2 separate regions of the Homo sapiens genome follow, and region 2 is linked to region 1. Evidence: read pairs that join two places in POLR2A ChIA-PET (ENCODE). Cell type or tissue: OCI-LY7. All regions are shown on one strand. Each heading gives the region's core, and the rest is flanking DNA. Links, peaks and the distances in the headings are about the cores only.

Region 1 (9,922 bases), core at 3,024-7,023:
AGCCAAGATCATGCCACTGCACTCCAGCGTGGGCAACAGAGCGAGACTCCGTCTCAAAAAAAAAGAAAAATTCTTTAAATGTTTTATGGAATTCATCAGTGAAACCATCTGGTTCTGGACTTTCCTTTGTTGAAAGGTTTTTGATTACTGAGTCAATCTCTCGTTATGTGTCTGTTGAGATTCTCTATTTCTTCTTGAGTCATTTAGGTAGTTTGTGTGTTTCTAGGAATTTGTCTGTTTCATCTAGGTTATTTAATTTGTTGGCATACAATTGTGCATAGTCTTTTCTTATAATCCTTTGTGTTTCTGTATGGTCAGTAGTAATGTCCTCACTTTCACTTCTGACTTTACTCATTTGCCTCTTCTTTTTCCTTAGTCTAGCTAAATGTTTGTTAATTTTGTTGATCATTTCAAAGAACCAATTTATGGTTTCATTGATTCTCTCTATTGGTTTTCTATTCTCTATTATATTTATCTCCAACTGGTAATTTTAAGGAACTCAATTCCAGAACCTCAACTTCTATTTTATTATTTACTATGGCATCATATAAGTTCTTTTCTACCACCCCTTTCTCTCCAGTCCTTCCCCAACCTGGCAAAATAAAGTTGAAACCTTCACTCATCTGAATCTTACTGTGGAGCATTTTCTGGAGTGCAAAAACCTCCAGGATGCCCCCCAAAATGGCCATTTGAAATATTGTAATGTTTTATGCCCTAATCTTACTATAGGGTTTCCTTTTTGCTTTTATCTGTTGAGGGTAAAGCATTGTCAGTCAGGGTTCAACCAAGGAAAGAGGACCAGTAGGAGATAACCATTAAGAAATTTATTGCGGCTGGGCACGGTGACTCACGCTTGTAATCCCAGCACTTTGGGAGGCCTAGGTGGGTGGATCATGAGGTCAGGAGTTTGAGACCAGCCTGGCCAACACAGTGAAACTCCGTCTCTACTAAAAATACAAAAAAATTAGCTGGGCGTGGTGGTGGGCGCCTGTAATGCTAGTTACCCAGGAGGCTGAGGCAGGAGAATTGCTTGAACCCAGGAGGCAGAGGTTGCAGTGAGCTGAGATCATGCCATTGCATTCCAGCCTGAGCGACACAGCGAGACTCTGTCTCAAAAAAAAAAAAAAAAGTCTTTCTGAACAAAATATTGAACCTCATTCGATCTAAGACACCGTCAGCTGTCAAATACACTTTTGTGTCATGTAACACATATAAGGAAGCCAATTAACCTTTAACATTTTAATTTTGTACTTAAAAATTATTTTAGGCTGGGCATGGTGGCTCATGCCTGTAATCCCAGCACCTTGGGAGGCCAAGGTAGGAGGATTGCTTGTGACAAGAAGTTTGAAACCAGCCTGGGCCACATAGGGAGACAGCCTCTCTACAAAAAAAAAAAAAAAAAAATTAACCAGGCAAGATGCACACCTATAGACCCAGCTACTTAAGAAACTGAGGCAGGAGGATTCAGCCCACAAGTTTGACATTGCAGTGAGCTGTGATCACACCACTGCACTCCAGCCTGGGTGACAGAGAAAGACTCTGTCTCTAAAAAAAAAAAAAAAAAAAAAAAAAATTTATTTTAGACTTATTTAGACATAGAATTAATGATGATGAACAGCTGTGGCCAAGTTCACTCATGTGCAGACAATGATAACCATACCACAACTGCTACCTGGCTGATGGTGTCAGATACCATTGATTGTATGATGCACGTGAATTTCAGAGATGTTAAAAAGTGGGGGAAGAAAGTGCATCTTGGCCAGACATGGTGGTTCACGCCTGTAATCCCAGCCCTTTAGGAGCCTGAGGTGGGTGGATCTCCTGAGCTCAGGAGTTCAAGACCAGCCTGGGCAACATGGTGAAACCCTGTCTTTACCTAAGATAAAAAATAAAAAAAGGGTCAGCCGTGGTGGCTCACGCCTGTAATCCTAGCACTTTGGGAGGCCAAGGCAGGCGGATCACGAGGTCAGGAGATTGAGACCATCCTGGCTAACACGGTGAAACCCCGTCTCTACTAAAAATACAAAAAATTAGCCAGGGGTCGTGGCGGGCGCCTGTAGTCCCAGCTACTTGGGAGGCTGAGGCAGGAGAATGGCGTGAACCCGAGAGATGGAGCTTGCAGTGAGCCGAGATCACACCACTGCACTCCAGCCTAGGTGACAGAACGAGACTCCATCTCCAAAACAACAACAACAACAACAACAACATTTTAAAAAGCGCATCTTAAAGTCAATGAAATATGTTTTGCTTCAGCCAATCCCTAGAATATAGAGACTTTATTTTTCTTGATTCAATTACATGTCTTTGATACATGAATTTATGTAAAATAATTTTTGTGTCCCAAGACTTCAGATTTTAAAATGTTTCTAGCTTTAAGAGAAAATATTTTGGCTGAGGCAATGATTTGTTGTTGATTCTTATTTCAGGCAATAGCAGAGGCTCTGTGACTGAGTTGTCAAACATACATATTAAGAATTTGGTTTTTTTCATTTTATCAGACAGAAAAGATGATTAAAAGTTTATGACCCTCCTAGAGAGATGTATGCTGTTTGATTCTTAGCTACAATTTCATAACACTTTAAATTTCTTCTTAGTGTGGCATAAAGAACAATATTTTGGAGTCAAACAGACCGACTTGGATTTATATTCTGGCTTTGCCACTTACTAATGATGTGACTCGGTATGTCACTTCACCTTCCTAGATCTCAGTTTGCTCCTCTGTAAACTCCTCATAGATTAGACAATGTATATAAAGCATAAACTGTTTACCAGAGCAGTTGTTTAGTAAACTGCTGTATCGATGAAAATGATGGTCTATTGGAGTGCTAGGAATACACGATTGGTAGAGCTGGATGGCACGCCAGGCAGTGGGGTTGCTGGAACCTTACCTGGAGTCAGTCTGGAGAGGAAGGATAGTTTTTTAATAGGTCATTCCTCAGGAAATGAAGTGACTTTACTATTAGTCAAAAAGAATTAGTGTTACAAATTGCCGCTAGAGAGAAGGAATAAATTCTAGTGTTCCATAGCACCGTAGGATGACTATAGTTAATAATACATAGTTTCTTTCTTTTTTTTTTTTTTTTTTGAGACAGGGTCTTACTGTATTGGCCAGGCTGGAGTGCAGTGGAGTGATCCTGGCTCACTGCAGCCTAAAACTCTTGGGCTCAGGCAATCCTCCCACCTTAGCCTCCCGAGTAGCTGGGACTACAGGTGGGTGCCACCATGACTGGCTAAATTTTTTAAAAGTAGTTTGTAGAGACAGAGTCTCATAATATTGCCCAGGCTAATATATAGTTTCAAATAGTTAGAAAGAGGATATTGAATGTCCCCAACACGAAGAAACGATAACTGGTTGAAATGATGGATATGCCAGTTACCCTGATTTGATCACTCTACACTGTATTATCAGAATATCACTATGTATCTCTTAAATATGTACAATTATGTCAAATTTTTAAAAAGTGGCCCTGACTCAGATAGATAGATAGATGATAGATAGAATTAGTGCTAATAAACACCATATTGGCCTTTTTTGGGGTTTTGTTTTTGTGTTTTTTTTTTTGAGACGGACACTCACTCTGTTGCCCAGGCTGGAGTGCAGTAACACAATCTCAGCTCACTGCAACCTTTGCCTCCTGGGTTCAAGTGATTCTTCTGCCTCAGCCTCCAGAGTAGCTGGGACTATAGGTGTGCACCTCCGCACCCGGTTAATTTTTGTATTTTTAGTAGAGACAGGTTTTCACCATGTTGGTCAGGGTAGTCTCAAACCCCTTGACCTCAGATGATCCACCCATCTTGGCCTCCCAAAGTGCTGGGATTACAGGCTTGAGCCACTGCGGCTGGCCAATATTGTTGAATGATAACATTATATTAGTCTGGGAGCAGAAGGAAAGGTTGGGACTGCAAAAAGAATGGTTTTTGATCATTTGAGAGGGATTTTGAAATAGGAATTGATTCCTAAAGCTTACGAATGGAAGAGGTCATTTACTCTTCATTCATGAAGTACGTATTGAGCACCTGCTAAATGTCAGGTGTTCTGCTAGGCCCTGGGAACTCGGTGGTGAGGATGCAGACAAGGTCCCTGTCCTTGCGGAGCTTACTTTAGGGTGGGGGTAAGGATACGCAATAAAAAAGGAAACCACTTTAAAGACAAGTTAATGATATAATGATTCTTAGGGTTTTCTGGTAAGGGAAGGTCTCTCTGGGAAGATGACATTTAACTGAGGCCTGATGACAGAGTGATGTTTCTTGTGCTTGAGGTTCATTGAGCTTCTTCTTTTTATCTGTGGATTTATAGTTGGCTCTCTCTCTCTCTGTCTCTCTGTCTCTCTCTCCTTTCTTTCTTCTTTCATTTTATTTTCTTTGTTTTTATAGGGTCTGGCTCTGTTGTCCAGACTGGAGTGCAGTGGTGCGATCTTGGCTCACTGCATGCTGCTTCCTGGGCTCAAGCGATTCTCCTGCTTCAGGCTCCCAAGTAGCTGGGACTACAAGTTCATGCCACCAGGCCTAGCTAATTTTTTAAATTTTTTGTAGAGATGAGGTTTCACTATGTTGCTCAGGCTTGTCTTAAACTCCTGGGCTCAAGTGATCCTCCAGCCTCAGCCTCCCAGAGTGCTAGGATTACAGATGTGAGCCAACGCACCTGGCTGGGTTTATAGTTTTCATCAAATTTGGAAATGACGTGGCCATTATTTTCTCCCCTCTCCTTTGGACATTCCAATTACACATATATTAGGCCACTTAAAGTCCTACAGCTTACTGCTCTTTTTTTTCCTCTTTTTTTTTGGATAGTTCTATTGTTATGACTGTGTCTTAATCTTCACTAATCTTTGTCCTTTGTAGTGTTTAACCTGCCTTTAGTCCCATCCAGTGTATTTTTCATCTAAAATGTTTTAGGTTTCATCTCTAGAATTTCAACTTCGGACTTCAACAAATGTTTTCCAGGCAGGCCCAGTGGGCGGCTCACACCTGTAATCTAGCACTTTGGGAGGCAGAGGTAGGCAGATCACCTGAGGGCAGGAGTTTGAGAACAGCCTGGTCAACATCTACTAAAGCATGGCCGGGATCTTTGGGATGTCAGTTTTCTTCCCAGAAACCTCTGCAGGCCATGGCACCTTTGCCTGAGTTCTTGTCCTGTCTGTGTCCAGGAAGAGCAGACAAGTGAAGGGTGACCAATTGTCTGAGTTCTTGTCCAGCGTTCAGCAAAGTGAAGGGTGAACATGAAGATGAGCTTTATCAAGTATTACAACAACTCAGCAAATGAAAATGAGCTTTATTAAGTGTTACAGTAGCTCAGAGGAGACCTGCAGGGGGTAGCTCCTCTCTATAGGCAGGTCATCCACCAAGTGTTCAGTTCTCAGCAGAGAGGAGGCCCTGGAGAGGGTAGCTCCTCTGTGCAACTGGTTGTCCCAGATATCTGCAGTTCTCAGTGGAGAGGAGGCCCTGGAAAGGGTGCCTCTTCTGTGCGGTCAGGTAGTCACTAAAGCTCTCAGCAGAGAGGGTAGCTCCTCTCTGCAGGTGGTTGTCCCATCCTCTCCAGCTCTCAGCAGACAGGGTACTCCTCTCTGCAGCTGATCATCCTGTTGTCTCTCTGCCCCCTTCATCCTCTGGCTGTCTGCTGCCCTGCTCTGGCTGAGCCCAGGGCCTTTATGGACCTCAGAGGGGAGGAAGTGTGTGCCCATTGGTCCATGGGTGTCATGGGCCGCCATAGGCCAGCAGGAAAAGGCAGCAAAAGTCCCCACTCCAGTCCATTGGACTGGCAGCCCAGTCCCCAGCCTTCTGGCCCTCCCTGGTTGAAGATGGGGACTTCCTGGGGACCTGCCTCTTCTGCCCAGGACTCTGTCTGTCTCCTGCTGCCATTCATGGCCCTGGGGCTGGGCCCCAACCCCACTCTGAGATGAGAGCAGGCGCCAGGAGCCAAGAGAGGCCAGGCAGTGGGAGCGGAAACCTCTGAGCCTGCAGAGATGGGCGGAGGGTCCTTCCTGGGGCCTTGGAGGGTGCAGGCTGCAGAGATGTCCGGTCCTGCACCTGGGAGGGCAGCCACAGCTGCACCCTGGAGCTCCCATCCCGCCAACTCGGAAGGCTCACGCTTGTCCCCCAGCTCCTGCCTCCTCTGTAGAGTGGGAGGCCCAGGTCTGCAGCCACAGGTCCGCTGCACCTGGGAGGGTAGATCTTGCCTGTTCCTGCGCTCCCCCCACACCCCGCCCCCACAAGAGCACAGGTAGGCTCGGATCCACAGCTGTAGTTTGGGAGGGCAGGGCTCCTGGCCTGCTCCGTAGGTCAGGACGTCTGGGTCTGCAGCTGGGGTTTGGCTGGCTGCAGTTGCACCCGGGGAGCTCCTGGCTCCAACTTAGCAGGGGCGGGGCTCCCTCAGGCTCCATGGAGTGTGTAGCCCCTGCTGCAGCCTGCGTGATTACAGCAGCCACTACCTTTAGCGGTGCAGGCCTGTAGTCCCAGCCACTTGGGAGACTGAGGCAGGAAAATTGCTTGAACCTGGGAGGTGGAGGTTGCAGTGAGCCGAGATTGCACCACCACACTCCAGACTGGGCGACAGAATGAGACTGTATCTCAAAAAAATAAAAATAAATAAAAAATTTAAAAGTAAAAATGTGTTCCATGTCTCTGCTTAACATCTACTTTTTCTCTAGTTATCTGGATGCTGGGGCCATCAGAGGGTTCACCTCATTTTCTCGTCACTTCTCATGCCTCACTGTCCGCATCACCCATGTCCAGTGTCTTGAGCAGTGATCTTTCCTATATCCTGTCCAGATCCTTGGTTGTTACCTTAGGAGGGTAAATCTAGTCCTGCTTTATCTTGGCTGAATGTAGGAGTACCCCACCTTTATTATTTAGCTCATATTTATATTTACTGTAAGGTTTTAAAATGTGCAAGTAGGCTACATATTGATTTTAATGAGTTGCTGTTAATAAAAAAACTCTTGAGATTCTAACTAATTTTCCTGCTGCATGGTAAAGCCCATGCCTTCACTTTGATCTCCGTACTAATCTTCATTCACTGTGTATTTATTAACAACATAGCTCTCAAAAAGCTCTGGCTTTGCTTTGCCTTTCCTTTCCTTTCCTTCCTTTTCCCTTTCCTTCTTCTCTTTCTTTTTTTTTTTTTTTTTTTTTTTTTGACAGTCTTGCTTCATCACCCAGGCTGGAGTGCAGTGGCCCGATCTCGGCTCACTGCAATCTCCACCTCCCGGATTCAAGTGGTTCTCGTGCCTCAGTCTCCTGAGTAGCTGGGATTACAGGTGTGCGCAAACATACCCGGCTAATTTTTGTATTTTTAGTAGAGATGGGGTTTCACCATGTTGGCCAGGCTGGTCTCAAACTCCTGGCCTCAAGTGATCCACCCACCTCAGCCTCCCAAAGTGTTGGGATTACAGGCGTGAGCCACTGCACCTGGCCTCTTTCTTGTCAATTAAAAAAGGCACTTCTGGCCAGGCACGGTGGCTCATGCCGCCTGTAATCCCAGCACTTTGGGAGGCCGAGGTGGGCGGATCACTTGAGGTCAGGAGCTGGAGACTTGGCCAACACAGGGAAACCCTGTCTCTACTAAAAACACAAAAAATTAGCTGGGTGTGGTGGTGGGCGCCTGTAATCCCAGCTACTCAGGAGGCTGAGGCATGAGAATCGCTTGAACCCAGGAGGTGGAAGTTGCTGTGAGCCGAGATCAGGCCACTGCATTCCAGCCTGGGTGACAGAATGAGACTCTGTCTCCAAAAAAAAAAAAAAAGTCACTTCTGACCTTACCAGTAAGAGAAATCTACTTCAGATCCTTTTATTATTTATTATCTATTATGGTATCACATTCCTAGGCTGAGCTGTTTCCCAGATGTACTTATCAAACATTTTTATGCATTATATATGGCCCAAGAACTTTAGAATGTGGGTTGAGGTGGAGTTACATTTTTTTTAGTTGTGGTAAAATCTATATAACAACATTTACCATTTTTTCTTTTCTTTTTTTTTTTTTTTTTTTCCAAGACAGGGATTACAGGCGTGAGCCACAGCACCTGGCCTCTTTCTTTTTTGTCAATTAAAAAAGTCACTTCTGGCCAGGCACGGTGGCTCATGCCGCCTGTAATCCCAGCACTTTGGGAGGCCAAGGTGGGCGGATCACTTGAGGTCAGGAGCTGGAGACTTGGCCAACATGGGGAAACGCTGTCTCTACTAAAAATACAAAAAATTAGCTGGGCTTGGTGGTGGGCACATTACAGGAGCTGATTTTGCTCCGTCACCCAGGCTGGAGTGCAGTGGCACGATCACAGCTCACTGCAGCCTCAACTTCCTGGGCTCAGGCAATTCTCCTTCCTCAACCTCCCAAGTAGCTGGGACAACAGGCACTTGCCACCCCACCTGGCTAATTTTTGTGTTTTTTGTACAGACAGGGCTTTTCTGTATTGTCCAGGCTGGTCTCGAACTCCTGGGCTCAAGCCATCTGCCCGCCTCGGCCTCCCAAAGTGCTGCGATTAAAAGCATGAAGCACCGTATCTGGCTTTAATCATTTTTAACTGTCCATTTCAGTGACATTAAGGGCATTCACAATGCTGTGTATCAGTGACTACTATCTAATTCTAGAACTTTTTCATCATCCCGTACTAAAACTCTGTACCCCTTACACAGTAACTCCTCATTCCCTCCTTCCCCAGCCCCTGGCAACCTCTATTCTACTGTTCGTCTCTATGAATTTGCCTATTCTAGGTACCTCATATAAGTGGGATCATAACAACATTTGCCTTTCAGTATCTGGCTTATTTCACTTAGCATAATGGTTTCAAGCTTCATCCATGTTGTATCAGGTATCAGAATTTCATTCCTTCTGAATGAGTAATAATAAGGCTGAATAATTTTCCGTCGTGTATATATTCCACATTTTGCTTACCCATTCATCTGTTGAACATTTGGGTTGTTTCCACCTCTGAGCTACTGTGAATAATACTGCTGTGACCATAGGTGTACCAGTATTTGTTTGAGTTCCAGTTTTCCATTCTTTCGGTTATGTACCTAGGAGTGGAACTGCTGGATCATGTGGTAATCCTATGTTTCACTTTTTGAGAAATCACCAAACTGTTTTCCATAGTGGTTGCATCATTTTTGCATTCCCATCAGCGATGCACAGTGTCCCAGTTTCTCCACCTCCTCACCAATACTTGTTATTTTCTATTTTTGTAAGTAATAGCCATTCTAATGGGTGTAAAGTGGTATTTCATTGTGGTTTTAACTTACATTTCCCTAATGACTAGTGATACTGAGAAGCTTGTCATGTGCTTATTGGCTATTTCTGTGTCCTTTTTATAGAAATGTCTATTTAAATCACTTGACCATTTTTGAGAACAACCGTTGAATGGGGTTGTTTCAGTGGGGATTGTGGTTTTTTTGTTTTTTGTTTTTTTTTGAGACAGGGTCTTGCTCTGTCACTCAGGCTGGAGTGCAATGGTACGATCTTGGCTCACTGCAACCTCCGCCTGCCAGATTCCAGTGATTCTTCTGCCTCAGCCTCTCAATTAGCTGGGACTACAGGTGCACACCACCATGCCCATTTAGTTTTTTGTATTTTCATTAGAGATGGGGTTTCACCATGTTGGCCAGTCTGGTCTCAAACTCCTGACCTCAAGTGATCCACCTGCCTTGAACGCTCAAAGTGCTGGGATTACAGGCGTGAGCCACCGCACTTGGCCTGGGAGGGGTTATGTCTTAATGCCCAAATCTATCTGCTCTCCAAGTGATCTTTGGAGTTTTGGTATTCTTTCTGATGTTTCATATCTAACATATCTAGAAAGTACTCCATAGAAAATTGCTTCATGTTTCCATGATAATTGCCCATATGTGACAGATTTTTCTTTGCAATAGATGAAGCAGATGGTGATTTCAAGTTGCTTCCCATGTATCCGAGCTGTTTCCAGAGTCTGCCCTT
Region 2 (9,922 bases), core at 5,923-9,922, 82 kb after region 1:
AAGTTGTTAAGTTTCCTCTGGAAGGCTAACCCTTGTTGGGAACTAACAGTTTCAATACCAGCAAGTCTAGGCCTGCTCCAAGTTGGTCAGCTGAAGAATGAACATCAGAAGACACAGCTGCTGAAAGTTGTCCTTTGATGAGACAGTGATAGTGATTTGGTAAAATGTCTTATTTTTTAAATGTCAGTTATCTTTCTTTAAAAGGTTTTTTGAGGGCAGCCTCCAGAAGGAGCTAGAGAGTATATTTTATAGTTCTATTGTGGTTCATACCCTGTTTTCGACTTAAGATTCTGGAGAATGCTATGAAACATCTCCCCAGAAAAAGACAGTTAATTACCATATCTAGAGCAGCACTGCCCAACAAAAATATAGTACAGGCTATACACATAATTAAAACATTTCTAGTAGCTTCTCTAACAAAACCCATTGAAAGCCAATTTTAATAATTTATATAACTTAGTGTATCAAAAATATTTCAATATGTAATCAACATAAAATTGAGATACTTTACCAGCTACTAGGGAGGCTGAGGCCAGAGAATCACTTGAACCCAGGGGGTGGAGGTTGCAGTGAGCCAAGATCACACCATTGAACTCCAGCCTGGGCAACAAGAGCAAAACTCCGTCTCAAAAAAAAAGAGATATTTTATATTCTTTTTCTCATACTAAGTCTCAAAAATCTGGTATATTTTACACTTAAAAACACATGTCAAGGCTAGGCATGGTGGCTCACATCTGTAATCCCAGCACTTTGGGAGGCCAAGGTGGGCAGATTGCTGGCCAACATGGTAAAACCCCATCTCTAAAAATATAAAAATTAGCTGGGCGTGGTGGCGCATACCTGTAATCCCAGCTACTTGGGAGGCTAAGGCACAAGAATCACTTAAACAGGAGGCAGGGGTTGCAGTGAGCTGAGATCACACCACTGCACTCCAGCCTGGGTGGCAGAGCAAAACTTTGTCCCCACCCCTGACAAAAAACAAACAAACAAACAAAACAAAAAAAAACCTGTCAATTCAGATGCTAGGTTTTCATCAGACGTACTTAATCTGTATTTAGATTTCTTAAAACTTACTGTGGAAAATGTATTTACATACTCAAGTTGTTTGAAACATAACTCACTGTTTTCCAATAACTGAAGTATCCACTTTTACATGTATTAAAATTAAATAAAATTAGAAATTCAGTTCTGCAGTTGCACTAGCCACATTTTAAGTGTTTAATAGCCACACGTGGTTAGTGGCATCTATATTGGACAGGGCAGATCTAGAGAGAATCCTGTATCTAACAATTTTAATTTTTTTCCCTTTATGCTGTTATTCCTTACCTAGAGAAACAATTTCCCTCCAAAGTTCCTTTGAGGGGTCTGTTTAGGCCAGGCCAACACAAGTGACCTATGTGGATTTTAGCATCCTTTTTTTGAAATTTGAGGTTTTATGAAGCTTGAGTTTTTCTGGATATTTTTAGTAATTTGCTGGTGTGTACTTAGCTCAAATACTTGATTGCAACTGTGTTGGGTCAACTATTTCTAATGGGACTTTTCCATTTGCATGTACAGTCACTGGAAACTGCTGGGCAGAGAAACTCTAAAAGGTAGTTGGGGCACACTTTTTCCACCTGTCAGATTGGTGAAGAATTGGTGAGGCTGTGGGGAAAATGGCATTCTCCCACTTTTGATGGATATGTATCCAAATAAAAGTCATTCCCATGCTTTCTTTCATCCAGAAATTTTATTTCTAGAAATTTATCCCTCCGTACTTGAACAATTGTATAGAGATTTATTCAAAATGATGTTTACTATAGCACTGTTGCTAATGGCCCAGTAAAAACAACCAACACATGCCTATTAGTTTGGTTTTAGTTAAATGAATTTTGCCACATCCATGTAGTGGAATACCTCACAGCTGTTATAGATAGATCTAGATATACTGAAAGCCATTTTTTCTTAAATTATAGAATGTATATATGGTATCATCCCATTTGTGAAGAGACATATGCTTATATGTGCATTAAAAAACCGTAGGATATGCAAGAAACTTAACAGTGGAGTGTGAAAAGTGGGTGATTGGGAGAGGGGGAATTCCACTTTTCATTTATCTTTCTGAACCTTTTGAATCTTTTTTTTTTTTTTTTTTACAATGAGCATGTATTCCTTTTTTTTTTTTTCTTTCCAAGATGGAGTCTCACTCTGTTGCCAGGCTGGAGTGCAGTGGCGCAATCTTGGCTTACTGCAACATCCACCTCCCGAGTTCAAGTGATTTCTCCTGCCTCAGCCTCCCAAGTAGCTGGGACTACAGGCATGCGCCACCACGCCCAGCTAATTTTTGTGTTTTTAGTAGAGATGGGCTTTCACCATGCTGGCCAGGATGGTCTCGATCTCTTGACCTCGTGATCTGCCCACCTCGGCCTCCCAAAGTGCTGGGATTACAGGTGTGAGCCACTGCGCCTGGCCCGCATGTATTACATTTATAATTAAAAATTCACAACTCAATGTCAAGTGTGAACCTTGTGTTGACCCTGATTTGAGCAAGCAATAAAAAGATATTTTTGAGACATTTAGATTATGAATTTCACATTTGATGATAGTTACTATTAATTTTGTGAGGTGTGATATTGGCAATGTGGTTAGATGACTTCAGAGAAAAAGGAAGGTATAGTTAAGCAAGTATGGCAACATCTAATAACTTGGGTCTAGGTGATGTGTATGGGTTTCATTATACTGTCCTCTTTACTGTTGTATGTATTTGAAAACATTCATGACAAAAAAACTTTTTAATCAGTTAAATAAACCATGAAGAACGGTTAAAGAAGTGAGCTTCCAAGAAGTGTTTATAATAACAGTACTGAAACACACGAATTCACTAACTAGTAAGCATCTGTATTAGTCAGGGTTCTCTAGATGGACAGAATAGGATATATATAGATATATGTAATATGTATATAGGTAATATGTATATATATGTAATATGTGTATATATATGTATATAAAGGGGAGTTTATTAAGTATTAACTTACATGATCACAAGGTCCCACAATAGGCTGTCTGCAAGCTGAAGAGCAAGGAGAGCGAGTCCGAGTTCCAAAACTGAAGAACCTGAAGTCCGACGTTCGAAGGCAGGAAGCATCCAGCACAGGACAAAGATGTAGGCTGGGAGGCTAGGCCAGTGTCTCCTTTTCACATTTTACTGCCTGCTTTATATTTGCTGGCAGCTGATTAGATTGTGTCCACCAGAATAAGGGTGGATATTTCCCAGCCCAGACTCATATGTTAATCTCTTTTGGCAGCACCCTCACAAACACACCCAGGATCAAACTTTGTATCCTTCAATCCAATCAAGTTGACACTCAGTATTAACCATCACGGCATTCATCACTGGGATTGTAATTGTGTTAGAAAACTGTAGAAAGGCTTCCTAGGAGGGCATTTGGACAAGACTGCTTTAAGGTAATTCCTCCACTCCCCAACTAATTTAAAAAATAACTAAGTACATATTATATTGCAAATAATAAAAATAATTACCATTACTTGCTTTCATGGCATAAAGAAAAAACAGACAATACTACTTATATTTATTCTCATATGCTATTTAAACAAGGCTCAGAAATTTTAGATTTATCAGAATCACATCTTAACAGGGTAATTTAAAAGTGAATGTGCCTGATTAACTCAAAATGGATTAAAGACCTAAATGTAAGAGCTTAAACCATTTAACTCTTAGAAGAAAACAAGGGAAAAGCTTCATGACATTGGATTTGGCAATGATTTCTTGGATATGATAGCAAGAGTACAGACCACAGAAGTAAACATAAATTGGACTATATCAAAATTAAAAGCTTCTGTGCATCAAAGGCCATAATCAACAGAGTGAAAAGGCAACCTAAGGAATGGGAGAAAATATTTACCTATCATATCTGATAAGGGTGAATATCTAGAATATATAAAGAGCTCCTACAACTCAACAACAAAAACCAAACAACCTGATTCAAAAAGGGGCATATTCGCTGTTTGTATATTTTCTTTAAAAAATGTCTATTCAAGTCCATGAAGAGATGCCCAACATCTTTCCCCTCATCATTAGGGAAAAGCAAATTAAAACCATAATGACATTAACACCTCACATCCATTAGGATGGCTACTATTAAAAAAAAAAAAACTAGAAAATAACTAGTGTTGGCAAAGATGTAGAGAAATTGGAATCCTTATGAACTGTGGGTGGAATGTAATATGGTATACCCTCTATGGCAGTTCCTCAAAAATTTAAAAGTAGAGGCTGGGTGTGGTGGCTCACGCCTGTAATCCCAACACTTTGGAAGGCTGAGGAGGGTGGATCACCTGAGGTGAGTTTGAGACCAGCCTGGCCAACATGGCAAAACCCTGTCTCTACTAAGTAAACTACAAAAATTAGCCAGGCGTGGTGGTGGGCACCTGTAATCCCATCTACTTGGGAGGCTGAGGCAGGAGAACTGCTTGAACCTGGGAGGCAGAGTTTGCAGTGGGCTGAGATCACGCCACTGCACTCCAGCCTGGGCGACAGAGTGAGACTCCATCTCAATCAGTCAATCAATAGAATTACCATATGATCTAGCAATCCCATTTCTGGGTGTATACCCAAAAGAATTGAAAGCAGGGTCCTCAAGAGGTATTTGTACACACATGTTCATAGCAGCATTACTCAACCCGTGTCACACTGATGGATGAACAAAATGTGGTATATACAACTGAATATTCAGCTTTAAAAAGTAACTTCTGACACGTTACAACATGGACAATCTTGAGAACATTATACTAAGTGAAAAAAGCCAGTCACAAATACTGTGATTCCACTTATATGAATCCTTAGTCAAATTCAGAGAGAGTGAGTACAATGGTGGTTGTCAGGGGATGTGGGGAGGAATGGGGAGTTGTTTAATGGTTAAGTCAGTTTTGCAAGATGAAAAAATTCTGGAGATTGGTTGCAAAACAAAGTGACTACATAATACTTAACCATAAACACTTTAAAAAGATTAAGATAGCGTATTTTGTTACATATATTTTACTACAATTTTAAAGTAGGTGAATGTGCTTAACTTTACAGGGTGATAAGTACATTGCTTTTGACTCAAAGCTAGAAATCTGTATCTTGGCACCAAATAACAAATTACATAGCTTCTATTTTTTTGAGATAGTCTCGTCTGTCGCCCAGGCTGGAGTGCTGTGGCATGATCTCGGCTCACGGCAACCTCCACCTTCTGGGTTCCAGCAATTCTCGTGCCTCAGCCTCCTGCGTAGCTAGGACTACAGGCGCCTGCCATCATGCCTGGCTAATTTTTTGTATTTTTAGTAGAGACAGGGTTTTGCCATATTGCCCAGGCTGGTCTCGAACTCCTGAGCTCAGGCAATCTGCCTGCCTCAGCCTCCCAAAGTGCTAGGACTACAGGCCTGAGCCATTGTGCTGGGTCTCAAATTACATACCTTCTTAATAAATGAGGAAGATTTATCAATTTTGGATCAAAGCCATAACAAGAGCTATTTAATGAATGCCTTCTAAATGCCGTGCACTTCACAAATACAATAGTACCTTTAAACCTCACAAGGCAGGTATTTCTATTTTAGCTACTGTTATTATTATTTTTTTAAGAGATGGGGTCTCCCTGTATTGCCCAGGCTGGAGTACAATGGCTATTCACAGGTGTGATCATAGCATACTACAGACTTAAACTCTTTGGCTCAAGTGATCCTCCTGCCTTGGCTCCTGAATAGCTGTGACTGTAGGTGCACACCACTGTGCCCATCTTTTCTATTTTATAAATAGGAAAACTTAGGCTCAGTAAGATTTTGGGCTTTTGTTAGGGGAGAAGTGGCAGAGCCAGAATTTAAACCCAAGTGTGTGTGGCTCCAAAGCTCATGTTCATTCCCCAATACCACAGGCCTTGCCAGACATGCTTATGTTGGGACCATTTGATTGTGGTATTTCTTTAGCCTTAGTCTGCTAAAGTTCTAAAACTAAAAAGGTAGGGGGAAAAAAGAGACATCACCTTTAGTCATTCTAGATCTATGTAGCAGGTATTATTCATTACCTGTAGCAGATAAAAGGCAACCATTATTATTACTGATGTCATTCTAAGTAGATTTTAAACATTTGGATGCAATCCTTTTATCATGGAAATATTTAATTATATCATATATTCTTAATTTTAGTTAAAATCATGTCTGGCATGATGCCTTTAGCAACTTCTTACCATCCAAGAAAAGGTCCTTTTCCATAGTCTTAAAATAAGTAGTATTTACTAAGTTTACACTTTTCAATATGTAGATACTAAAAAAAAAGCTTGATTTTATAAAAAGGTGGTAATGTTTAATTCATTATGAGACCTCCATATGTGAGATTCTTTCTCTCTTCTAATATTTTCTAAATACTTACTCATAGCAGGTACTGTCCTAAATGCTTTATATGTATTGGCTCAGAAACTCCTCCATATTATCTACGAGGTGGTACCATTTCTACTCCTACTTTATAGATGAGGCATAAAAAAGTTAATTAATTTGCTAAAGGTTTCACAGGTGATAAGTGGCTGAGCAGGGTTTTAAAGTCTGATTTGAGTTTGTGGTCTGGTGGGCAGTGTGGCTCAGTGGACAGGAACCTGGGCTTTTTCCTGTAGAGAAGACATAGCTTTTAGCATAAGGATTCCCCCAAACTGATGACAAGTACAACTTGAATGCATATATAAATAACATTTATTAACTTAGGCTGTACAATATATTGATTTAGTCAAATAAAAAATACCGTACACAAAAATTGAAGTAAAATCTGTAAGATGCCATTCAGACTGAATTTTATATTCTGAATAAGACAAGGGACTGCCATTCACTTAAAGCAAAATGGCTCCAATTCCGTTTATCTATCTATCTATCTATCTATCTATCTATCCATCTATCTATCTATCTATCTATAAGTCTCGCTCTGTCACCCAGGCTGGAGTATCTATCTATTTATTTATGAGATAAGTCTCGCTCTGTCACCCAGGCTGGAGTGCGGTGGTGCAATCTCGGCTCACTGCAACCTCTGCCTCCCACGTTCAAGTGATGCTCCTGTCTCAGCCTACTGAGGAGCTGGGATTACAGGCATGCACCATCACACCTGGCTAATTTTTGTATTTTTAGTAGAGATGGGGTTTCACCATGTTGGCCAGGCTGGTCTCGAGCTCCTGACCTCAGGTGATCCACCCACCTTGGCCTCCCAAAGTGCTGGGATTACAGGCGTGAGCCACTGCGCCCGGCCTCCAATTCCATTTTGTAGGAAAGCACATAAGGCTATACCAATCAGGCACTGTGGCTGGTCTAATGCTCACACCAGGGGCCAGCCCACTGCCCAGACTTAGCCTCCAGGTAGGCTGCTTTGCTATTTAAAGGCAACAGTCTTAGGATCCTTATTATAAAAGTTTAAACAAAATCCCAAAGCCGTCAAGTCTTCCTGGAGATGGCAATGTACTATCAGTTTGGAATGTATACCAGTTTGGAAGCTGAAATCACTCTGCTGTAGCCTTTTGAGCACTGGCAGCATTTTCCAAAATTTTTCTTTTCCATTCTTCATAATCCTGTGTCAGATCTTCATCTTTCTGTGGTTTATGTGGCATCTCCTCTACCTTCTCCATTTCTGACAGAAAATTATCAAAAGCAATTTCAAAATTCTTAGCTTAGAAATGAAATTTAAAAAAAGGTAAACTTGTTTAAATTGTCTAAAATAGAAAAGATACTGAAATGACATGGAGAAACAGCAGTTATCACTTTTTTTTGAGATGGGGTCTTGTAATGTTGCTCAGGCTGCACTCAAATTCCTAGGTTCAAATGATCCTCCCACCTCCACCTCTTGAGTAGCTGGGACCGTGGCTGGGACTATAGGCTCACACTATCACACCTAGCTTAGCTATCACTTTTTTCCCTCCCTTACACTCCAAGCATTCCAAGACATCTAATAATAGCTAACGTCTATCAAGCACTTAACTGGTGCTTGATAGGCACTGAACCAAGTACTTTAAATAGCATTATTTCATTTAACCCCTACTACACTCCGTAATAGGTGATAATATTAATCACATTTTATAGGTCAGGAAATTGAGGCTCACAGAAATTATACTTTCTTAGAATCCCATAGCCAGTGGTTGGGCATAGTGGCTCATGCCTGTAATCCCAGCACTTTGGGAGGTGAAGGGGGCGGGTCACTTGAGCCCAGGAGTTCAAGACCAGCCTGGGTAACATAGTGAGGTCCCATCTCTATCAAAAATACAAAAATTAGCCAGGTGTGGTAGCACATGCCTGTAGTCCCAGCTACTCGGGAGGCTGAGGTGGGAGGATGGTTTGAGCTCAGGAGGCGGAGGCTGCAGTGAGCCGAGACCGTGCCACTGCACTCTAGCATGGGTGAGAGAACCAGGCCATGTCTCAGAAAAAGAGAAACCAAAAAACCAAAATCAAACAAACAAACAAAAAAACCAAAAAATCACATAGCCAGTAGGTGGTATTAAAACAATAATGCAGCCATTTGCCTGAGATTGTCTTTGTAGCTAAAGCTCTTATAAGCAAACTGGAACCTAACTTGGAAACATTTCTTTTGTCGGGGGAAAAGAACCTCCGAAAGACAAAAATAATCCCCAGCCAATCACAAACAGCCAACCAGCTGACTTGTTATACAACTAGGGACTTCCCATCAGACCATGCCCAGGTTTAAGACAAATACCTAGCTGTAGCTGCCCAGGCTGGTCTCGCACTCATGGGCTCAAGCAATCCTCCCGCCTCAGCCTCCCAAAGTGCTGGGATTACAGGAATAAGCCACTGTGCCAGACCAGCCATATTCTTAATTACCCAATAACGATGTTACTTCCATTACTGATTGCTTGGAAAACTGGTCTTATCAAATGATTCACAGTCAGAATGTACTTAAAACTGGACTCCTGTCAGGCAAGCTGCTAGAGCAGCACTGGGCTGTTCACTGCATAAAATGTCAACGTCAGTACCGTGTTAGTAAAACTTACCCTTTGCTGGGGCTTCAACCACTATCTTCTTTCTCTTCCGTGGTGGAGTAGCTACATCTCCAGGTTCTCCTTTAAGAAGTGTTATCAAGGTTAATTTTTCTCCTGTTCTCAATTTCAGTATTTGGGCATGTTTTGGATCACAAATAAAATTAGACATCTTAACTGATCAAATATGAGGAGAAGAGAAATGATCTTAGACCTCTCTTTTGGGCCTCTTGTCAGACTTGAGAATCATTTTCCAGGCATAGATTCATGGAATCATAGGTTAGAAACATCAATAAAAACATACCTGGTCCACATGTAATACGGAATTTAGGAAGCAGCCAGTTTACATATTTGAAAATATTTGACTTTTACAAGCAAAAGGACTACATTTTCAAATGACGCATTCTTGAACTACAGAATACTTACTGTCGACCTGCTGTCCAATCTTCTCTAGTTGTTTACACAGTCGATCAAATATAGCTTTTTTTACACCGGATGTGGCTACCATTTTGTTTTTATCCACTTTCAGCTTTAGAATCCTACAAAACAATTTCATAAGTTGCTTTTCTCAAGACCTGTACAGTTTTCTTCTCTGGGCAACCAGATAATCAACTTATTTTCTTTTTGACCATGCTTCCAGAGCCTCTGTCTAGTTTTTTTCCTTCATTCCAAACATGTTATTATCTATGCTAAGTTGTTTAGTTGTTTATTGGACTGAGAGTTAAAATGCACATGGGATCTATTTTATAACAAAAGGGGCACATAAAAGACATTTGCTGTAGTGCTTCATGACTTTTAGAACTCTTTAGTAAATCTCAGATTAATTTAATGAATGACAATCATAGGACTTTTTTGTTCCACTCATTTTAACTCACAGGATATTTATATTACAGGAATGTAACAACCCCACCCCACCCTGAAAATAAACTTTC

The links. ChIA-PET counts read pairs that join two places held together with the same protein. Peaks named below come from ENCODE experiments on the same cell type or tissue, not always from the same donor. Only the 100,000 strongest peaks of a DNase experiment are listed, where the experiment ranks them.
Region 2: POLR2A ChIA-PET joins it to region 1 with 13 read pairs; 12 of 35 experiments call an interaction of 5 or more read pairs at or near these places.

The regions. Positions count from the first base shown.
Region 1 is chr16:46,774,284-46,784,205 of GRCh38, reverse strand. No RefSeq gene overlaps it. Among named protein-coding and RNA genes, the nearest start is that of MYLK3, 31 kb to the right of the region's middle. RefSeq lists enhancers at 5,552-6,067, 6,068-6,583. In OCI-LY7, for the core only: no CTCF peak of the experiment used is centred there; a DNase peak (open chromatin) is centred at 5,385.
Region 2 is chr16:46,695,169-46,705,090 of GRCh38, reverse strand. ORC6 (origin recognition complex subunit 6) reads right to left here. Exons shown (of 7, transcript NM_014321.4): 5 at 9,417-9,529; 6 at 9,006-9,074; 7 at 6,697-7,633. The coding sequence ends at 7,506. MYLK3 (myosin light chain kinase 3) reads left to right here. Exons shown (of 13, transcript NM_182493.3): 13 at 1-2,809. Among named protein-coding and RNA genes, the nearest start is that of ORC6, 10 kb to the right of the region's middle. In OCI-LY7, for the core only: no CTCF peak of the experiment used is centred there; no DNase peak of the experiment used is centred there.